Regions from separate parts of the Homo sapiens genome. Here region 2 is linked to region 1. Evidence: chromatin contacts called from ENCODE Hi-C or POLR2A ChIA-PET data. All regions are on one chromosome and are shown on one strand. Each heading gives the region's core, a stretch centred on a gene start or an enhancer-like site at or near the end of the contact. The rest is flanking DNA. Distances are from core to core; before and after follow the strand shown. Region 1 overlaps ALPK2 (alpha kinase 2). Region 2 overlaps MALT1 (MALT1 paracaspase).

Region 1 (3,148 bases), core at 578-3,077:
ACTCTGTAAATATCAGGGTTAAAAAATAAATTAATTAAGGGGAATACACTGCCTTCCCTTCCTCAGGGAGAGTGTGTGCAGGAAGCAACTTTGTGCTTAAACCTGAAGTTAAATTAACTTACATGATGGGTGGAAAGAGCCGTAATGTTGAAGAAGTGACATGGTGGCACTGAAAAGAGAGAAAACTGCTTGGGTGTGGGGCAGAACACATGAGATGGGAGAGAGGTTTGAGAGACATACCTGCTGGGACAGGTGTGGAAGACTGAGCAAGAGAGGCTGAACTGAAGATTTTTCAGAAACTATGCATTGTGATTGTGAATTGGGTCCTTTTGACATTCTTTAACAAATGACTTACATTTCCAATTATTTTTGGTTATAGAACTTCTTAAATGTAGCTGTGCAGAGGCTGGATGACATGGGGCTCCGGTTCATACATGTGGTATTTCAGAGCATAGTAATCCCCTCTCAGCATAATGGCAAATTAGTTGCACAGCACAGGAAGAAAATTCATCTGCTAGATAGCAAATAAATACCTCCATTCCAGATTAGGTTACGGGTACATTTGGTGGTTACGGAATGGATATCAATTGGTATTTTTAAAAAACCAGATTTAATACCAGCCCAAGGCTGGTCTTGAATTCCTGGGCTCAAGCCATCCTCCCACCTCAGCCTCCTGAGTAGTGGGGACTAGAGGCTTGAGCCTCCATGCCCAGCTCTCTTACAGCCTTAATGAGATATAATTACCATACCATACACAATTTACTCATTTAAGTTGTACAATTCAATGGCTTTCACTATATTCAGAATTGTGCAACCGTCACCACAATCCATTTTAGAGCATTCTCATTACTCTAGAGAATCCCTACACCCCTTTTACCTCCTCATCTCCCCATTTCCACCCTCCCCCCCAACACACACAGCCAGAGGCAATCACTAATCTACTTTCTGTCTGTATGTATTTGTCTATTATGGATTTTTTTTTTTTTTGTAGGGACAGGGTCTCACTACATTGCCCAGGCTGGTCTTGAATGCCTGGGCTCAAGCAATCCTCCCACCTGGCTTCCCAAAATGCTAGGATTATAGGCAGAAGACACAGAGCCCGGCCTATTCTGGACATTTTATATAAATAGAAGCTTTCACTTAACACAATGTTTTTGGGGTTTGACCATATTGTCACCTGTATCAGTACCTCATTCCTTTTTGTGGCCAATCAGCAATGCTTTTCAGAAGCAACTGTTGAGACAGAGGGATGACTACCCCACTCTTCATATTCCTAGGGAAGTTACTCAAATGGAGGGGGACAGTGGCGGGCAGGGCAGCTCTCATAGCAAGAAAACACCCTCCTGACCAGGAGGCCCCATAGAACTGTGAACACAATACAGGCTTTGCCACCTGCCAGGAACAAATCTACATCCAGCTCTGCCAATTATAAGGCAAGGCATTGAACCTACCTTCTCATCTGTAAAAGGAGGGAATGATAATAGTCTAAGGATTAGAATAATGTATGTCAATTGCCTTGTAAATATCTGTTACATAATTAGTTTTCATAATGGTAATCAGCGTAGTATAAGGAAAGAGTTCACTTGTTTCATCAGTTTCCTTTTCTGCTGTGGGTTACCACAATGATTCTTTTTTAAAGTGATATACCAACTAATGTGTAAAAATGTCTCTGGGTGTAATTGTCACCTGCAATAGTAATTTACAGGACATGACCTTCCATTCTCATTCCTGGAGATCACTGCTATGGATGGAGAAGGAGGAAAGGATAAATCCAGCTGTCAAGAGCTGGGCTGACGTTGAGGAGCTTCTGTGTCATCTGTGACTCCTCCCCAGGTGATGACTTCCTGACAGTGTTGTCCCACATGTGAAAATACTGACAAACACACACTATTTGACTCACATAGTCAGTTTAGTGACCACATATCTGAGCCACAGAGCACTGACTGTACTCTGGAGAGGAAAAGGACAGTTAAGTCAGGCTGTGGCTCGTGTTTCGTGGCTTCTCTGAAGGTGAGAACCCTTGATGACAGATTTATCATTCTCTGCTAGAGATGAACAATCAATATTGAATTATTGGTATTAGTGGAGGAGTTTGTGGTAGGCTTCACAGATGACCTTGGGAAAACAATGTGTTAATTGGAAAGAATGCTGGATTTGCCTTTTTTCTTTTCTTTTTTTGCTGTGTGGTTATGGTGTTATGATATATCTGTATATTTATTGGTTTCCATCCACAGTTCCTGGCTCCTAACTCCCATAGTCCTTGTTATAATGTTGGGGCACTTTTGGCCTTGGGAAACAGAATCTCTCTCTCTGACCTTCTATCCTTCTTTTACCTGTCCAAGGCAGGACTCTGTGGTCAAAAGGCCCTTATTCCAAAAGACCCTCATTCCTGCCTCTTACTCTAGAGGAAAGAATGCCACACAGAGAAACGAATGCCAAGAAAAGTCTGAACAGACAGGCCTTGCTGGGTTCAGATCAGGTGCTTTTTGTCCAATCACATTTCTACATAGTTGTCAATCGTGCCTATGTAGCGAAGCCTCCATAAAAACCCAAAAGGACAGGGTCTGGGGAGCTTCCAGAGAGCTGAACACGTGGAGGCTGACAGGAGGTGAAGAACTCATCCACACACTGGGAGGGTGGCACATCCCAACTCCATGGGGACAGAAGCTCCTGCAAATCGCCTATGGATCTCTGCAAAATCGCCTGTGGTTCTCTGCATCTGGCAGTTTACTTGTATCCTTAAAATAACCTTTGTAATAAACCAGTAAATGTGTTTCCCTGAGTTCTGTGAGCTACTCTGGCAAATTAACCCCAAGAGGTGCTCATGGGAACCCCAACTTGAAGCCAGTCAGTCAGAAGTTCCAGAAGCCTTGACTTGCAGCTGGTGTTCCGGGGGCTTGGGGGGTGGGTGAGGAGTAGCCTTGGGGACTGGGCCCACAACCTGTGGGATCTGACACTATCTCCAGGTGGACAGAGTCAGAACTGAAGCCGAGAACACCCACCAGTGTCTGCAGCTTGGCGTATGGGGTAAATCCACCACAACTTTGGTCACGGAAGTCTTCCTCTTCTTCCGTGTTGATGATTGTTGTTGTGGTGGTGGGAGAGCAGAGAAAAAACAGTTTGAGAGAGATTTTCCCTAAACAGTGGA
Region 2 (3,223 bases), core at 706-3,205, 77 kb after region 1:
CTCCACGTTATCCACCACCTGGAATTGTGTCTGTTCTTCAGGGTCATGGTTCTAGTGGAGCCGGCTGAGTGCCAAGGATCCTCTGCCCCCGCCATCTCCTCCAGAGAAGAGGTTGAAGCTACTAAAAATCATGTTCTCGAGGCCTTCTGTCCCCTCTCCCCACTACTGATCTTCAGGAATGCAATGTTTCTGATGTGAAAGATGACACAGGATTCTGGGAGGGCTATCCTTACCCCTATCTCCATATCCTGCACTTCCTGGAGAAAGCCGATTTGCAACCACATAGCCTTCAACCAGATCAGCTGTGGGCCAAGATGATCCTGTTTGCTTTTGGCATTGCCCTGGCTCAGGCCCAGCTCCTCTGTGGCAATGACACCAAGATCTCGGAGCAGCCCGTGGTTGTGCAGAGTACATGCACAGACGGACGTGCATTCCATTTCCTGGTGTTACAGTAGAACACCACAGACCTGGCCTCTTAACAAGTGTGGCAAGAGTTTGGTCTGGGTGGAATCATGCCAGCTACTCTCTCAGCATTTTTGGTGTCTCCCAGTGATAAAAAAGAAGGTGGGACCGGGCCCAGTGGCTCGCACCTGTAATCCCAACACTGGGAGTCTGAGGTGGGTGGATCACGAGGTCAGGAGATCGAGACCATCCTGGCTAACGTGGTGAAACCCCGTCTTTACTAAAAATACAAAAAATTAGCTGGGCGTAGTGGCGGGCGCCTGTAGTCCCAGCTACTCTACTCAGGAGGCTGAGGCAGGAGAATGGCATGAACCCGGGAGGCGGAGCTTGCCGTGAGCCGAGATTGCGCCACTGCACTCCAGCCTGGGTGACAGAGCGAGACTCCGTCTCAAAAAAAAAAAACAACAAAAAATTAGCCAGGCATGGTGGCACGTGCCTGTAATCCCAGCTACTCAGGAGATGGAGGCAGGAGAATTGCTTGAACCTGGGAGATAGAGGTTGCAGTGAGCCAAGATCGCGCCACTGCACTCCAGTCTGGGCGACGGAGCGAGACTCCGTCTCAAAAAAAAAAAAAAAAAAAAAAAAAGAGGGTGGTTGTGGAATGCGTTGGGCTGACTGGTTTCCAGTGGGAGACATCCAGGAAGTTTTTAGCTCTGTATTTACATGGTGCTACGTGAGCCAAGGACCATTCTGAGGCCCGAAACCCACCTTTGCCTTCTCCCACTGAAGAGGGCCTGGGGTCCCCCTGGAGCCTCAGTGCTCATCTAGCCTGGTGGTCTCACTGACAATAAAGAGCCCTTGCATTGCAAAGGAAAAAAAAACTATTATAATTGTTTTGGGGTGCCACAAATTATGCCACTATAAGAAGTTGAGCTTAATTGATAAATGTCATGTGTATTCCAACTGCTCCACCGACTGGCCATTCCTCTCTCTCTCTCTCTCTCTCTCTCTCTCACTCTCTCCCTCCCTCCCTCCCTCCCTCCCTGTCCCTCTTCCTCTCCCACCTCCCCACTCCCTCTTTGGGCCTCCCTATTCCCTGAGACACAACAATATTGAAATTAAGCTGATTAATAACCCTACAATCGTCTCTAAGTGTTCAAGTGAAAGAACAGTGACACACAACAATATTGAAATTAGGCTGATTAATAACCCTACAGTGATCTCTAAGTGTTCAGGTGAAAGGAAGAGTCACATGTCTCTCACTTTAAATCAAAAGCTAGAATTGATTTTACTTAATGAGGAAGGCATATCAAAAGCTGAGATAGGCTGAAAAGCTAGGCCTCTTGTGCCAGTTAACCAAGTTGCGAATGCAGAAGAAAAGTTCTTGAAGGTAATTAAAAATGCTACTTCAGTGAACACACGAATGATAAGAAAGCAAAACAGCCTTATTGCTGAGATGGAGAAAGTTATAGTAGTCTGGATAGATCAAACCAGCCACAGCATGCCCCTAAGCCAAAGCCTAATCCAGAGTGAGGCCCTAACTCGCCTCATTTCTGTGAAGACAGAGAGGTGAGGAAGCTGCGGAAGAAAAGTTGGTTCATGAGGTTTAAGGAAATAAGCTGTCTCTGTAACATAAAAGTGCAAAGTGAAGCAGCAAGTACTAGTGGAGAAGCTGCAGCAAGTCATCCAGAAGATCTAGCTAATGCCAGGCATGGTGGCTCGTAATTGATCATGGTGTCTATAATCCCACCACTCTGGGAGGCCAGGGCAGGAGGATTGCTTGAGCTTAGGAGTTTGATACCAGCCTGGGCAACATGGTGAAACCCCGTCTTTGCAAAAAATACAAAAAATTAGCCAGGCACAGTGGCACCTGCCTGTAGTCCCAGCCACTCGGGAGGCTGAGGTGGGAGAATTGCTTACACCTGGAAGGCGGAGGTTGCAGTGAGCGAGATCATGACACTGCACTCCAGCCTAGGTAACAGAGACAGACCTTGTCTCAAAACAAAAAAGCAATAAAAGATCTAGCTAAGATAATTAAAGAAAATGGCTATAATAAACAGATTTTTCAGTGTAGATGAAACAGCCTTCTATTGGAAGAAGATGTCATCTAGAACTTTGATAGCTAGAGAGAAGTCAGTGCCTGGCTGACTCTTGTTAGGGGCCAATGCAGCTGACAACTTTACGTTGAAGCCAGTGCCCATTTACCATTCTGAAAATCCTAGGGCCCTTAAGAATGATGCTAAGAAACTGCAAAGTTTTTGTCCTGAGTAACCAGATGGATGGTGGTAGGCAGTAAGACTGGTTTACCATCTTTGAGATGGGGAAACTGTGGGGACTGGCAGAGGAGTAGATTTTGTGTCAGAAGGGATTTGGGACATATAAAATTGGTGGTGGCTATAGGACATTCAAATTTAAAGCCAGGATAGCCAAAACTCCTATATTTTTTAGATTTATTACTTGTTCTCTTTTGTCATTGTTGCAACTTTTTCCTGTCACATCGAAACTTGGGAAATCAGAATCTTTGTATTTTAAAGTTGTGATGTAAAACTCTCCTGGCAGATGAATGGTAAATGTGGGGACATTAAAATACAGTGTTATGAATTTGCTGGCTTCAGCAAGAGTGCTTATCCCATTTTCCACCTTTCCTACCAACATGTATCACAGATTTCAGAAAAATTCTGAACTTCATCCGTCCTGTACTAACTTGGCCTCGACATAAAGGATTAATGAATATGAATGTCCTCCCTTGGCAAGAGTTTAAAATTCTGAGAGGCTCTACTATATTTACTAAAGATTTTCTAGGGCTTCTCGAGGCCCTCAA

What was found. Hi-C counts contacts between places; a loop is a spot of excess contacts on that map. ChIA-PET counts read pairs that join two places held with the same protein, here RNA polymerase II (POLR2A). Pooled maps may share reads with other maps.
Region 2: a pooled map shows a loop between it and region 1 (3-fold over the local background). The contact joins two enhancer-like sites. A Hi-C loop is called at or near these places in 4 of 168 maps with a recorded cell type or tissue (A673, CD4-positive, alpha-beta T cell, endothelial cell of hepatic sinusoid and 1 more) and 12 of 50 pooled maps. POLR2A ChIA-PET finds 5 or more read pairs at or near these places in 9 of 52 experiments (CD4-positive, alpha-beta T cell, CD4-positive, alpha-beta memory T cell, HEK293 and 4 more).

Annotation. Positions count from the first base shown.
Region 1 is chr18:58,614,009-58,617,156 of GRCh38, forward strand. All of the region lies in intron 1 of ALPK2 (alpha kinase 2), which reads right to left. Among named protein-coding and RNA genes, the nearest start is that of ALPK2, 14 kb to the right of the region's middle. RefSeq lists an enhancer at 1,535-1,604. Within about 2 kb of position 1,828, at least 9 of the 41 ENCODE cell types and tissues checked have a DNase peak (open chromatin) inside an H3K27ac peak, as active enhancers do; they include CD4-positive, alpha-beta T cell, where a contact is called at or near this core.
Region 2 is chr18:58,691,021-58,694,243 of GRCh38, forward strand. All of the region lies in intron 2 of MALT1 (MALT1 paracaspase), which reads left to right. The region is part of intron 2 of LOC105372146 (a long non-coding RNA gene); the gene reads right to left. It also overlaps the pseudogene MRPL37P1. Among named protein-coding and RNA genes, the nearest start is that of MALT1-AS1, 21 kb to the left of the region's middle. Within about 2 kb of position 1,956, at least 3 of the 41 ENCODE cell types and tissues checked have a DNase peak (open chromatin) inside an H3K27ac peak, as active enhancers do; they include CD4-positive, alpha-beta T cell, where a contact is called at or near this core.